2 separate regions of the Mus musculus genome follow, and region 1 is linked to region 2. A link is a loop called in an ENCODE intact Hi-C map of the cell type or tissue named here. Cell type or tissue: gastrocnemius. All regions are shown on one strand.

Region 1 (8,000 bases), 190 kb before region 2:
TGCCTTAGCAACCAGCCTCTAAGGGGGTGGGGAGAAACTCCAGTTGCTGTTTGTGTGCTGTAGAAGTGGATGAAACATGACTCTCTCCCCATCTAGGGAAAGGTCTACCTGAGTCTGCAGGTTCACCTGGGGTCCTCTGCTGTGGCATGACAGCATGACGTGACTAAGTGTCCTATGACTCTCTGAGCTGTTCAGGCTCCGCCCCCACCCCGGGTGTTTTTTCAGCTTGTGACATGTCAGTTTCAAGGGAAATGTTTTGAAATCTTTGCCAGTTTTCCAGTCTTGTGTTGGAAGAGTCTGTAGAAATCAGGGACAGTGGTCCTCCTGACTCTGTGGGGAGCCTGGACTCTTTCTCCTAGGTGATTTACTCCGTGGATACAGGCTTGGTCACAGCATTGCAGGTTTAATGTGCCCAAGCCTAGGGTTCTACACAGCTCACCGCCTCACCTACCTGACCGTGTTTCTACAACGCCTATGGCTACAAGGTTATAATGCACTTACTACAAACATGGGCAGAAGCAGAATTCAACCCATTTCTTTTATCTCTTAATACAGGGTCTCACTATTAGCCTTGGCTGGCCCGGAGCTTGCCTTGTAGAGCAGGATAGCCACTTGCCTCTGCCTCCCTAGTGCTGGGATTAAAGGTGTGCGCCACGATGTCTGTGTCAGTTTCCTTGAATGAACTTGGGGCTTTGAGAGGGAGTCACAGAAGGTGGAGGGAACCTGGCAGGCAATTCTGAGCGTACGCGATCTGCCTCTCTGCCCACTCATTTGCTCAGAGTTTTAGAAATATGCTGAGGAAATGAGATGGCTCAGTGATGGTCATGTGAGCCCCACTTATCAGAGTCCCAAATGGTGGCATCTACAGTGTGAAAACCACGTGTTGGTGCTTCTCTGATGTGTCTGCTTCATGGACTGTCTCAGTAGAAACCCCTTGGAATTCACATTCAATTTTCAGATGTGGATAACTCCATGTATCCTGCCCACACAGTTTTATGACAGGGATCAAATGAAGTCAGGGGCCCAAGTATTCTTTTAGTCCGGTTTTGGGTTCAAGCGAGGGAGATAAATGCTGGCTGACAGGCGGAGATGATGGAGATTTGAGAAATGTGGCTGGTGTGCTCAGAGTCTGTCAACACTGTTTCGTTTTTGCTTTGTTTTGTTTTGAAACAGGACCCCAGTCTTAGCTCAGGCTGTCCTTGAACTCACTATATAGTTCAGGGTGGCCTTGAACTCACAGAGATCCTCTTGCCTCAACTTCCCAAGTGTTGAAATTATAGATGTGAGCGACCAAGCCTAGCTATAGTCAGAGTTGGGAGCTATGGTACTTGAGTTTGGCTTTGGCTGAGGTAGAGGCATAGGTGAGGTGAAGGACTGAGGATAGCTGTGTCCCTATCTGTATGGGGCAGAGACTGGATCCTGCAGTTCCCCAAAGAAAGCAAGGCAGGGAGGGGAGGCTACACAGAGAGGTCGGCAGGCAAGCACTAGGAGAGATAATCTGAGTGCAGGAGGCAGAAGCATAGGGGAAACTGGCACCTGAGAAGATGCCCATGGCACCAGGAAGGCACTTACTAATCCCTGAGCCCACTAGGCTACCTGGAGAACTCAACTGCCCAAGGTTCAGACCCAGGCACATCTCACAACCCCGGCCATCCCTAGACAGTGTGCACATAAGCACAGGTCACCTGGGCAACCTTCTTAATAGAGGCTTGCAGCCTATTTTGGATCTCAACCCTCACATTCAATAACAGGCAAACTATTCTGTGATCTTGTTTCTCCTCTAAACTATGCTAAAACTACTGCTTACCCCACAGCCTCACCAGACTCCAGCAGAAACAGGCACCCAGGAAGCACTCTGGGTAAACACTTCCATTTACTGTGGCTGCACCCCAGCAGTCGCTCTCCTCATAGCAGAAAAGCCCTGGAGGTGTCCAGGACAGCATACCACCCCTTAGTCTCAGGAAGAAGGATGCGCATTTACTTAGCTAAGTGAATTTGCTAGGGAATGAGGAAGAAGTAGCCTCAAATAGCCTGTGGTCCAATGGCCCTGGGGCTGGGGCCCTTCAGTCCCTGGTTCTGAGAGAGCAGCGTATGCTGTCTAAGCAAAGGGATGGATATGATTGTTTCTCCTGCAGTGGTTGTCATCTCCCTCTCTCTTTCCTTTCTTTCTCTCCCCATCCATCCATCCATCCATCCATCCATCCATCCATCCATCCATCCATCCAATACAGGCCATAGGTCTGCTCGGAGGCAGCACTATTTTAAATGCTAAAATAGCAGCGGAGAATCACGAGATGAGACTCCCACCTGTTAACTGATCTGAGGAAGGAGCTCTCGGAACCAAGGGGCACAGGTTCCAGTGCCGGCTTCTTCATTTACTGCATGTGGTCACAAGGTGAAGTGTTTTGCTTCTAGTCACCCCCAGAATTCTTCTCAGGCAGAGTCTTCTCATATCCACACCTCAAGGCTCCTAATGGAGGCAACACATAGTGTACCCAGCCTGAACGAGGAGCTCAGAAAATAGGCTTCATGCCAGGTACCTAGGAGTATGCACGGGGTCAGAAGAAGATGGCTGCTCGTGGCTCTTCCTCTCTTTGCAGTACTTTGCAGATGCTTGCAAAGACACAATCTCTGGCTTCTTGAGTTTCCAGTGGTCTGATAACAGGAGGGTGCGGGGGAAAATGAATATTGGGACAAGCTTGATTTGGGGGGGGGGGGAACCAATGTTAAGAGAGGGAGACAAGGGTCTGAAGTAGCCAGGGGAAAGAGATGGAAGGATTAGGTAAAATCCGACTTTACTCACTGGGCAGAAGGGCTGCCAAAGCCGGCTCTTTTGTTTTTTGTAGACCCTGGTATCTCCTGTGTAAGAAACAGCAGAGCAGTGTGTCTCTCAACCTTCCTAACGCTGTGACCCTTTAACACAGTTCCTCATGTTGTGGTCGCCCCTAACCATAACATTATTTTCATTGCCACTTCGTAACTGTAGTTTTGCTGTTATCAATCGTAATGTAGATATCTGATATGCAGGATATCTGATGTGTGACCCACAAAGAGGTCACAATGCACAGGATGAGAACTGCTGTACTGGAGGTCATGATGGTGGGCCCAGCGTGCAGGCATAGAGCAGACCCAGCAGGCAGGGCAGGTTGCACCATGCCAGCTGGGCACGGGGGTGAGAAGTGGGCAGCTTGCGGCAGACCGTGACTCTTTTCCCTCCAGAGCTGGTCCCCAGCTTGTAAAGGCCAGACTCATTCTGGTTTTCCTTGATGGGCAACAGAGGCCAGGGGGGACCTGAGGGATGGTGAGTGGGGTGCCAATGGAAAATTACAGACCGCCAATCTCACTTCACACCCTCCACTGTTAAGACATTTTTTAGCAGATAAAGGGGAAGTCCACACAAAGGGAAATTTCCCTTTCTCCCCACAACTTCCCCTGTTTCCATCCCACTCGGCATTGAAGAAACATCTTGATGTTTCCAGAGGCCACAGGCTTTTTCGTATCCATGCTGTGAAGACTTGCCCAGAGAACCCTGTTTTGGAAAAATCCTCCCATCATTGCTGAGGGCACACACATTCCCCATGGGTGTGCACACTTGACAGCCGCCAGGCTGTTCCGGAGGAGTCTTTGGTTTGTGGTGCTGTGCTGGGCAGAATCTGAGTATCTGGATCCCAGAACCCCCACCGGAGCCTGCAACAAATACTGACAACTGTCCTTAAGAACCTGTGATTTTCCCAGCACAGCCATGTTGACTTTAACCCTCCACAGCAACCTTGAAAAGCACCCATTATCCACCTTTCCAAAGCGGGAAACTGAGGCTCAGAGTCTTCCTTGGCTGGGAGACCATGATAAGGGTCTGGGTGGGTGGGCTGAACCTTGGATCCTATTTGCATTTGCCTTCCTGGGATATGCAGGCTCTGGAGACTTCTCTAGGAAAATCCCAAGGAGAAGGCAGTGGCTGGGAAGGTCTCGAGCTTTGCAGGTACTTGGTGGAAAACTCCAGTCTGTGATTCACCCTCCTCCCATGCCCTCGTCACTGAGGCCAGCTCCCCTCCCAAGGTCCTCAGTGTCCAGCCTGAAAGTTGGTGGCTCCCATCCCACTGCTCTGGTAAGAGGGGCTGTACCTTGCCTAAGAAGGAGCCGGTAGTTGGGGTGGAGGTGAGGATAAGGGCGAAGGGCCAGGAGCAGGAGGAGAGAGGTCAGGGAGGTAGGGCTGCCTGAGGCAGCTGTTCAACAAGGTTCTGGGGGCTTCTTCTGGATAGTGCCCACTGGGAAGACACTAGTCAGGAGTGAGGGGCCCTGAGGGGACAGAGAGACAGGGTCATGAGGTTTCGTTCCCTGAGGGTGGATGGTGTAATCTAGGCTTATAGACTTCTCAATCTCTCTTGTTGCTTGTGGTATTTTGTCCCTTCACTTTCTACAGCCCCCCTTCCCTGGTCTGGCCATCCGTCTCAGGACCACTGGGTGGGTGGGGCTGTGGCGGGAGGGGGGGTTGGGGGGGGGAGGAGCAGGAGTACTGAAGGTGAGAATTCCTCTTCCAGGTCTGGAGACGCTTACTCATTCTGGAGCAGGAGTTCTAGCTGGGCTGAGAGACCAGGTGAGTGGGAAGAGCATGCGCAGAGCGCGCAGTCTGGTTATCATAGCCTCTGTACCCCTGAGTCTGGAGAGCTGAGGCTCAGGGCAGAGGCAAGACCCAGCAGAACTGTGTGTCTGGGCAGGAAGCAGGGAGCTGCGGTCCCCTGAGGCCACAGGGAGTCTGATGCCATCCTCACTAGCCACATAATGAAATTGCTCAGGGACAAGCCCCAGTAAGTAAGGAGAGTTCACAGATGGGGAACTGGCCCCGAGGAGGCGGGCCATCTGCCTGCCAGGGGAGGGCAGTCAGTTTTCAGAGCTAGGAAGGGTGAGTGGATGGATCTGGAACTACCTTCACAGGTTGGGGGCGCCTGCCTCTTGGTCAGCTAGGGCTAGAGCAGAAAGCGGGGCACCAGCTTGGGTGGGACTGGGTCTGAGGAGAGGGAGCTGGAGAAGATGTGGGCTGCCACTGTGGAGGGCAGCTGCCTACCAGGTGTGAAGGGCTACGAGCAGCCAGGCTTTGGGGCCATGCACACAGGTATGTGTGTGCAGAGGGACGTGACGGAATGGCATCGGTGTGTTCAGGGGTGGGTGCTGGTATGTGGGTATGGGCTGAAGTGGGACTGGGTCTCTTTCGTTTAGGGAAGGGAGCGGTGGTGCCTGGGTTGAACCCTAGCAGTATGTGGGGCGGGGAGGGTTTCTGGAGGTGTTTCCTAGAACCAGAGTGGGCTTCCATCTAATCTGTCCAGCTCCTGAGGAGAGAGTTAAGACTGTACTTGCTGGTCCTTTGAAGACAGAACCCAGGATTGGCTCAAGGGCACCCAAGTATGGTGAAGTCCCTCCCCTTCCCCTTGCTCAGCCTAGCAAAGCGGGTGGACAGCCTGCAGAGGAGATCTGTAGCTGTGGAGGTAACAGAGCTTGCGAAGGGGAACGAGTTGTCCTTGCTGTCACAGAATCATTCCTAGCAAACAGACTAGAGGTGGGGCGGGGGGGAGGGACCCTGGGGGCCGAGGCTGTGTTTTTGAATTTATTTGCTGTTGGTGTGGAGCTGGGCTGGGCTGGAACTTTACTGTCCTGCTTCGATTCTGAGATCTGGAGTTCTCACGCAGATGATATTCACTATCTGACCCATAAGAAGAATAGAGAGAAAAGGGGCCCTGTGCAGCGTGTTTGTACGGCTAACGTTCTCCTGGACATTCCTTCCCCTAGTCTAACATAGCTGTCCAGTGCTGTGGTTTCAGCCCTCTCTCCTCCCTGCTCACCGTGGCTCTGAGCCACCTCTCCTTTTGCCTGCCTTTGTTTTTATTCTGTGGTTCCACTCTTCCTCTCGAAAACGTTTTAAAGAATTTTTATTTGTTTATTTTTATGTGTCTGAATGTTTTGTGTGTGTCTCTGCACACTACATGTCTGGCGACTGAGGGAGCCAGAAGAGGAGTCCCCTGGGACTGAAGTTACAGGCAGTTATGAATCACCATGTGGGTGATGAGAGTGGAACCTGGATCCTCTGTAAGAGCAGCCAGTGCTCTTAACGGCTGATCCATCTCCCCATGCCCAATCTTTTATTTATAGAAAATTATATTTATATTTATTCTTATTTTCATTATATATTTATATAAATTTATATAATAATATCATATCAATATTATCAATAATGTTTATATATTAGCATATTTATATAAATAGAAATATAATTTGTATAAATATACTTATTATATTTATTTATAGAAAATTATAAAATGGCCTATGGCTATTCACACTCTCAGGTCCTGCTCTTCCTTCTTTTCCTTGATAAACCTCAGTCTCAGGCCTGGACAGGGTTCTGGGTGTGCTCCCCTGACCCCTCCCCCCTCATCTTTCCCATCATGCATTCTTCATCTACTCCTTTTCCCACCAGATCATCCCCTCTCCCTCTGTTCATCTTGCAATGGCTGCGAGTGGTGGGGGGAGTGGAAGGTTTGTCTTCTGCAGGTTCCCTCAGGCTTCCTCGTGGGTGGGGCTTGCCGAGCCCGCTATCCCATGGCTTAGCAAGCAAAGGCGACCTATATGGTCTTTTTCACATCTCTTCACCTTTATCCTCCCCTTCTGCCGCTACCCAATGGAGACAGGGTCATTCTCTCTAGGAGATTTAAAGCTCACTGAGGAGGTATCATTTGCCTAAGTCACAAAGCAAGAGCCCTTCCTACTAGCTGCTCTTTGGGCTCAGCCTTTGAAGAGCCACTGAACTGAGCACTGAGCATGCGCTGTGGGTCAGGTGTTGCTCCCCATCCCTGAGCCTCGCTTCCTCATCAATAACGTAGGCCTAACAGTACTGAGACTGTTAGGATGGGATTTGATAGCAGATATTAAAAACCCTGTGTCTTTAGTCCCGTGATGACTCAAAAGTTGACCTTTCCTTGTTGTAATTAGCAAGTCTGAGTGAACTTGACTTCCTGTCTGGTGCTTTTGCAACAGTGTTTTCAGCTCATTCATTAGGTCTTGATTTGTTTGTCATTTATCATTTGGACGTGATTAAGGGGTCACTCTGCAGGGTGCCAACAGTTTCCGGCTGGGTTCAAGCCTCACTGACTGCTCCGCTGGCTCTGTTTCTGCAGTCTGGAGCCTTCCTCCCTGCCTCATCTTTCTCTCTTGTGTCCAAGGGGCTGTGCTGGAGCCTGGAGTTTGCACCAGCTTATGTGTCTCCTTATGCTTCTCCTGCCCAGAGCTGGCAGTGAGAAACTGAAAATATCCCAATACCAGAACCTCACCCTGCCGTGCTTTTTCATTCCTGGGATAGCCTGCACCCTCCAAATCACCTTCAAAAATTTTCCACAACTGTAGCTGGTTTCTGCCCACGCCTTTCTAACGGACCCAGGCTTGGGCTGTTGCCTGGGTTAAAAGGACCAACAAATAAACATAGAGTCTTCCTTCATAAAAAGACTCCCTTGTGTCCTGGAGGAGTATAGGGTACATGCTAGGCCTGGTCATTTGATTCCCTGAGTGTCCCTGGAGGTGAGGACCAATGGACAGGGCTTCCCCGAAGGTCTAGGCACCTCCTTCTTGGCATTTCCCTGGGAGGAAGGCCTGAAGTAGCATCAAGGTGACCAGCTGTACGGAGGCAGGGAGGAGAAAGCTAGCGTGGGTTCCAGATACAATTGACCTCCTGGCAAGTGACAGACAAAAGGGACAGAAAACAGAAGGGACAGTGGCCCATGGAAGTTTCGGGGGAGGGCTGTACATTTTAGAGGGCAGGGGGAAGGAAATGGCAACAGCCACAGTGGGCAGCCCCTGCCAGGCTGTTCTTGTAAGAGACGGGCACTTGGCATCTTGAGGTCATCTTAAAATGACCACCATCCAAGTGACCCCTCCTGGCTCCAGGATCTTCTATGTTTCTTGGGACAGATAGACATAGAAATGGCCTCCCTTGAAAGCCTACAGCTGGAGCTGATGCC
Region 2 (8,000 bases):
TTAAGGAATTGACATCCTAGGAGAGTCTTTGAAGATGTACTCTGAGATCTGTACCCTTGCTGGGACAAGGACTGATATAACCAACCTCAGAGAACAGAGCAGTGTGCTCTCCTAAGCTGTGTCCTTACGGTGATGCCTGGAGGGCTACCGAAAACTAACCTAAGAACCCAAGGGATGAGGATGGGAGGACCTTCCTTAGTAAGAGTCTGGGTGGATGCTACTCCTCTTGTGCCAGCAATGACAGATCTCTTTGATGCCAGGACCGACCAGCATTCCCTGCACTTGGGGGGGGGGAGGGGCATTGTGGGAAGGCTGCTAGCTGTAACCCTCGAAGACAGCTTCCTATTCTGGTTTGTCAATCTTATCTGCTGATTGGAAGGGCAGCGGCAAAAGATGGGGACAAGGACAGTGTTGCGGTAATCCTCCAGCTCAAATATGCCCCGGCAATGAAAACACAACACAGTTCATATGATTACATGCTGTGCACCTAGATTGGGCAGATCTACCGCTGCACTATCATCTTCCACATCTATGAGACCCCTTAGAACTTTCGGTTTCTCCAGGGCATGTGCTTCTGCTCTGCTTTTCTTCTTCTTCCTCCTCCTCCTCTGTGTCCTCTCCCTCTACCATTTTCTCCTTCTTCTCTCTCTCCACCTTCTGCCCCACCTTCTCTTTATCTGCCCAATCCTCAACTCTCCTTTATTTTACAAATTAAGGTGGGAAGCAGGTTTACAGGAAACCACTTGAGTGCTGACTCATTCCTTGTTCACAACACCTCTCAGGAGAACAGAATTAACATCAAATATAATTAGCCCCAGGACAGTGTTAGGAAGATCACATGACTGGATAAGACTCAGGGAGGAGCTGATAAATAGAAGTGTAGACCAGACCATTCTGTACAGCAGAGTCTCATGCGGGCTCTTCGCCCCCAAATTTCCCAGCCTAGGGAGAGATATTCCCAACCCTCATCCACCTGGCCATATCAAATGTAGATGGTAGGGAACAGCAAGAGAGAAGCAGGTAAGATCTGGTTCTAGACCACAAGGGCCAGAGTGGAGGCACATGGCTCTTCCTATACTGGACGCAGGTCTTTAGCATAAGAAAACCCCACCACTCACTCAGCTTCCAACTACTCCCCCAAACCAGGTAAGTCACGACCCTATGACACCTCAGAAGAGGGAGGAAGGGCAAGCCTGGGCTAGGAGGCAGCAGACACACGTAATAGGAAATGACTGGTGGCAAATTAGCAGACAGAAAACTCCTTTTTACCTGAGTACAGTAGCATAGACCTGGAGGGACACTTGAGGATTGGAGACTGGAGGATTGAGAGTTGCAGCGCAACCTAAACTACATAGTAAGCTCCAACCCAGCTGGGCTATCTAGATCAAGACTTAAAAAATCAATCAAAACAAAATGAAAAATAACTCTCATTTTTGAGCCAGCCAACAAATCAATCAACCTACGAGACTGTTAATGACATGCGGTGTTGGCATCCTTATTTAAACAGCAAAGAAAGTTGGCACACTTGACTCAAAGATGCTCAACTCTGGTTATGCAGGAAAGTCACGAGTGGAGATTCTACAAAGATCTGCATGGCCAGGGACTTGGTCCAAACCTTTGACTAAGACTCCCTAGAGGCTGTGGAGATGGCTCCCCAGAGAGCACGTGCCTTGCAAACACTAGGACCTGAGTTTGATCCCAGAGTGCAGGTGAAGATACTGGGCATTGTGGAGCACACTTCTAATCCCAGGGTTGGCAGCAGAGACAGGAGCCCCCTGTGCTAGGTGGCCAGATAGCCTTACCTAAGTGGTGATCTCTGGGCCAATAAGACCCTTTCTCTAAGGTGAATAGTGTTCCTCAGAATGACAAAGATAGCTTTATAACTCCATAAGACCAAAAAAGAAAAAGACAAAGAAATGATTTTCCAAGAATAGATGCCATTTGTCTTTCAACATCTTGTTCCTGGGGCCCACACAGCCAGTGCCCTGTTCCCCTAGTGGTTTTGTTTTGCCTTTTTATGACATTGGTCACCCCTGAACCATTGACCACTTAGTGATCGGTTGCCTGCATGTCCTGACAGTCCCTCTGTCCAGCACACTTAACTACTCCTGGTCTCCTCATTTTGGTGGATGGAGCTGGGCTCAGGCCTCCCACGACCTTTGATGGACAGCCTGCCTATCTAGCAAGTAGCTTCCCAAGAAGAATCCGAGTACATGTTGATGGTATCTATGGGTTGGAACTTCTGGGTGAACTTTAGATTCAGGATTGCTGGGTTCAAGAGTAAAGCTATATCTAACTCATCGAAGGCTGTCAAATTCTGCCATGGAGCCACCAACAAAGTCCAAGAATGACAGGTTTTCCAGAGGGATTAGAATTTTAGATTTCTGATAACTTCACAGATGGAAGAAAGCCTGGGAGAGTCTTTTTCATGCATATGCAAGTACACGTGGAGGTGCTCGGAAGTTGGAGGCTAACCATGGTCTGTGAGGGACAGCGGCACTAGGCTTCCCTGAAGGTATCTTCCATATATATGTATATATATGTATGCATACATATATGTATATATATGTATGCATATATGTGTGTATTAAATATATATTATATAATTATTACATAATAATATTACATAATATATGTAAATAAATATATATGTTAAATATATATTTAACTTTTGAAACCTATGAATGTTTACATGTTTGAAAAACTGAACTAAACCTACAGAAAACAAGAAACTCTGAAGTTGAAAATAAGCCCCTCCCTCATCAAATTAATGCCTAGCCATGTGTCAGATTAACAACACAAGTGCACGACAGCATCCTGGTTTTACATAGCTTTATAACCTTTTCCTCCCTCCCTCCCTCTCTCTCTCTCTCTTTCTTTCTTTCTTGACAATGTTTATCTGTGTAGCCCTAGCTGTCCTGGAACTCACTCTGTAGACCAGGCTGGCCTCGAACTCAGAAATCTGCTTGTCTCTGCCTCCCAAGTGCTGGGATTAAAGGCGTGCGCCACCACTGCCTGGCTCATAGCTTTATTAACCTTATAAGAACAAAAGAGAAAGAGGTAAATGAGTTCCATAGGATGCTTTTGTTGTTGTTAGCAGTCGTAACTTTTATTTATACTTAGTGTAGTGGGGCAGGGGCAGAGCAACCACCTTAATGTCAGTGTGGTGAGAAGCCACGTGGTTGCTTGGCAACAGACTGTCCCAGATCCTTTCCTCATCAGTAGGTGTACATCCTCCGTCTACGCGCAGCTGTGCCAAGACAAAGGCAAGACGAGGTCGAATTAATTCTGGGATTTGACTCAGAAATATCAACACAGACGCGTGCTTATGAATATGCACTTCCCAGGCCTGTCTACCGAAATGCCCGGTAAATCCAGGAGCCAAGGTCACCTATGTTTCTGAACATTTTCTCCACGGAGGGCAAGGAAGTACCTTGGAAAGGGAGTGGGCCTACACTGGAGATGAGAAAGGGGCATTCCAAGAAGCTGGGAACCCATCCACAGTGTTATTAAAGCTGGCTGGGGTGGGGGTGGGGCAGAGGTAGGGAGTGGGGGCGGGGTCCTACCAGCCAAGTTTGAGCTGATTTCAGCATCAAGGGCAACCTAGTACTCTGAGAAGAAAGCTATAAGGAGGATGGAGACCAGGAAGCATGGCCGAGGGTCCAAAAGTCCTGACAGCAATGCAGCACTCTTCATCGTGGAGAGGGAGACAATAATCCCAGCAGCGCTCTGTTCACAGTTATCATAGAATGATGAACAACAGAAGCAGAAGGAGCAACGTTCTAAACTGCTAACAAAATGAGAATGACTGTGAAATGCGCTTGGATAGTTGGGATATATCACAGTGGGACACGGTGGAATAAATCTAAACTTGCAGACAAGGAAGAGTGTAAAATATAATAGCATGACATAATAATAGCATTAAAAAAAACGTACTCTTAAGTAAAGGTGATGCATAGGAAGATAAATAAAACATAATAACAATGACAAATCTTCTGTGTGTGAAATTACCATCTGTTTTTCCATTTGATTCTCTGATTTCTATAAAGAAAATAACATTTTCTAAAACGTACATACTACAATTTAAATTTGTAAGAGGGAAAAACTTGGAACTGGATGCAGGAAGGCATTACCGGGAGTAGAAGGCATTACATTAAAATCTGGGACTATGGAATGGCTTTCTTTGGGAGAAGTGTGAGCTCAGGTGGAGGAGGATCACCAGAACAGCCTGAAACAAGAGCAGGGCAGGGAGATATGGTACAGCAGCGCCACTCAGTGGACATCTCTGGGGCTGCATGTGTTGAGATTTTCCTGTTTTGTTATTATCCCAAGACCTGGGTACAGGAGGGTAGGCTAGGTAAGAATTAGCTGCGTGGGGCCACCATCCAGCATCCTTCCAGCACATGGGTAAAGTGCCCAAGTGGGTTTGGGAGCATAAGTTTGAGACTGGTCAAGCTGAGGCAGGGGATGAGGCAACCAGAGGTGAAGGGTCTCCAGTGGATCCTTCTAAGGGTTATATAAGAGAGCAGTTTCCATCTAAGGCAAACCCCATTTCTGGGACATCCCTCTGAGGCAGCCAGTACTGTCTCCTGCCTCTCAGTCTGCACTAGGAAACTAAAGTGCACTTGTAAGTCAAAGCACACAGTGGTAGAATCAAGACGCAACCTAAGCCCATTTATAAGAGAAAGCAAGCAAAATTTGCCAAAGTCTGGCTTATTTTGCTCGATGTAATGATTGCTGCTGGTCTCACCCACTTTCTTGAAAAAGATATAATTTTATTCTTTGTGGATGAATAAAACCCTGTATGCTGATTCTATGACTTGCCTTTTGTGAGTTGTGTTGCAACATAGGTTTGTAGGACTCTCTCTGATATACCGGCTTAGACTCTTGCGTATGGCCTCGGGAGAGGCACAGCTGGCTCAAGGCAGTTCTACTTTAGTTTGGGGGGAAGCTTCCTATGGGTTTCCGCGTAGCTTCACTAATCTGCAATTTCAACAGCGGTGTACAAGGTCCCTCCCCCTCCTGCCTTACCATCACCAGTCACTGATAGGTACAGAATGAAATCTTAATGCAATTCTGGCTTACAATTCCCTGATAGTTATGAACATTCAACATTTTATATGAGTTCCTAGGCACTGCACTTTGAAAACTGACTGCTCGATGCATTCACTGGTTAATTTGGCTTTTTTTGTTGTTTTGTTTTGCTTTGCTTTGTTTTTTTCGAGACAGGGTTTCTCTGTGTAGCCTTGGCTGTCCTGGAACTCACTCTGTAGACCAGGCTTGTCTCGAACTCAGAAATCCGCCTACCTCTGCCTCCCAAGTGCTGGGATTAAAGGCGTGGGCCACCACCACCCGGCTTTAATTTGGATTATTTAATATTTATTTTTGATGCTTTTTTTCAGTTACTTATATATTACATATATATTAATCCCATAGTGGATGCTTTCTCCCATTCTGAAGGCTCTCTGTTAATTCTGTTAACTTTGGTTTTTGCTCTGGATAATCTATTTTTAATTTCATGCAGATCTGCTTTAATTTCTGGAGACGTTGGAGTCCTATTTGGGAAGTTTGTGCTTATGTGTCAAGGTGTTTCCACCTAGTGGTCTCATAGTAAAGTCTTCGATCTGCTTTGAGTTGGCTTTTGTAGACTGAGAGATAGGTGTCTAATTTCATTCCGTTGCCTGAGGATATTCTGTTGTCTGAGCGCTGCTCTCTGAAGAAGCCGTCTCTCCTCTAGGTGCTTTTGCACCTTTGCCAAAAGCCAGGTGTCTTCATCTGAGAGGCTTCTTCTGGGTCTTCTGTTCTCCTCCTTGGATCTGTGTGGCTGTTCCAGTCTGCACTGTACAGATTTTGATACCGTGACTGTGTAGTGCAATTTAAAATCCGGTCTTACGACGCTTCTAACACAGCTCTCTGTCGGGATTGTTTTGGCTGTTTGTGATGCTTCTATGTGAGTTATATGACTGTTTCTTTATACTTGTAAAGAACATTATTAGTAGTATTTTGATAAAGGTTGCATTGAATCAGTACATTGTTTTAGGAGTACATCCATTGTCGCAATATTTATTCTGCATATTCACGGATGTGGAGTCTTTCTATTCATTATTGGTATATACAATACCTACTGGTTTTTGTATGCTGATTTTCTATGGTGCTGGTCATTATAACATAGTCTCAGAACATTCTGGATTTTGCTTTCCATAAAGAGTATATGAAGACCTTCAAGCCAGGGCTAGGACTTGACCCTGATCCAGGAATCTGGGGCACTTCCAAAAGAGAAGGTTTACAATGGGACCAGGACTAACTAAGATACTAAAAATGTTTATCTCCATGTCCCTAGTCCAGTCACACCACAGTAACTCAGCCACTGCTATCCTGCTCCTGCCTCTCAGCTCTGCCTAAGTTCACACAAACTCAAGGTGGATACCATGTTAGCTTCTCCATGTAGGGGTCCATGATAAGCTTCACAGAAACCATATTTTTCATGCCTTACTTGATTTAAAACAACAACAACAACAACAACAACAACAACAACAACAAAGGAGCTATGAAGAAAGGAACCTGGGGGAGGGGTGTTGTTAGAGGGAGGAGTGAGAGGTGGGTATGATGAAGATATATTGTACACACGTGGTGGTTTGAATAAGCATACCCCCAATAGACTCATATTTGCACACTTAGTCTCTAGTTGATGGACTGTTTGGAAGGATTAGGCGGTATGGCTTTGTTGGAGTAAGTGTATTCTTGTTGGAAGAGGTGCATTCCTGGGGGAGGGCTTTGAGGTTTTAAAAGTCCATGCCAGGCCCACTGTCCCTCTCTCTGCAGCTGTCTGTGGCTTAGGATGAAGCGCTCAGCTACTTCTCCAGCACTATCCCTGCCATGATGGTGATGGACTAACTCTCTAAAACCCAAAGCCAGCCCCAATCACACACTTTCTTCTATAAGAATTGCCCTGGCCTTGGTGTCTCTGCACAGCAACAGAAGAATAAGGCAATGCAAATGTGAAACTTTCAAAGGATTAAAAAAAAAAAGACAGAAAAAGGAAAATCCAACCAATAAACTGACTCCAGACATGTAAGCTTTGGTTCATAAATATAAACAACACAAAATCCAAAGTGACCTGTCTCCTCCAAAAATTACCACTGCCACCTCAATGGCTTCTAATGAGGACCACTAGGAAGAACTTCCAGAAAAAAAGTTCAAAAGGACACACATAAATGCATTCAAATAACTCATAATAGACATGGATGTACTAAAAAAACCAAACAAACCCAAAAACAAAAAAAATCAATCAAACAAACAAAACCAATACAAATAGTTGAATGAAATAAAGAAGAGATTTTTAAAAACGAATGAGCTAGGACTTTGGGACTTTGGGGGGTACCTTGAAAAGGCCAAATCATCAGAGAAGAAAAGTTCTCAACTCTAGGGGAAGAGATCCCCTTCCAGGTACAGGACACAGATGAAATGTAAAATATACAAGAGAAGAAAAATCTCTTCACAGCATATTGTAGTTAAAACCCTAAGAATATAGAATAAGAAAAGCACATTAAAAACTGAGAGAGAGGAGGGCTGAGTCATGCATAAAAGCAGGCCAACACAAATAAAAGCTAATTCTCTGATAGACACTTTTAATGCCAGGAGGAAAGATGGTTTTCAAGTTCTCAATGACCACAAGTGGTAATCAGGATATTATACCTAGCAAGGCACTCCATCATAATTAGAGGATAGATAAATATTTTCCACGATAAGAACAGATCAAAGGAATTTACAACAGCTAAGCCATCTGTACAGAGAGCACTGGATGGAATGTGCTATACTGAGAAGGATATACACACTTAAGAGGTTACAGGAGAAGAAAAAACAAACAACAGAGCCAGAACAGTAACAGAAAGACATCTGAGAAAATGCCACAAGAACAGGAAAAAGTGACAAGAATAAATACACATCTTTCCATAACAACTCTGATTATTATTGATACAAATTCCCCCAATGGAAAGATA

What was found. A loop is a pair of places that touch in the nucleus more often than their neighbours do. Peaks named below come from ENCODE experiments on the same cell type or tissue, not always from the same donor. Only the 100,000 strongest peaks of a DNase experiment are listed, where the experiment ranks them.
Region 1: a loop joins it to region 2, with 6 times the contacts of the local background. A loop is called at or near these places in 33 of 42 quality-filtered maps.

Annotation. Positions count from the first base shown.
Region 1 is chr6:121,338,512-121,346,511 of GRCm38, forward strand. It overlaps Slc6a12 (solute carrier family 6 (neurotransmitter transporter, betaine/GABA), member 12), which reads left to right and starts at 4,063. Exons shown (of 16, transcript NM_001381903.1): 1 at 4,063-4,105; 2 at 4,539-4,594. In gastrocnemius, no CTCF peak of the experiment used is centred here; no DNase peak of the experiment used is centred here.
Region 2 is chr6:121,528,804-121,536,803 of GRCm38, forward strand. No RefSeq gene overlaps it. Among named protein-coding and RNA genes, the nearest start is that of Iqsec3, 59 kb to the left of the region's middle. In gastrocnemius, a CTCF peak has its summit at 4,275; a DNase peak (open chromatin) is centred at 4,290.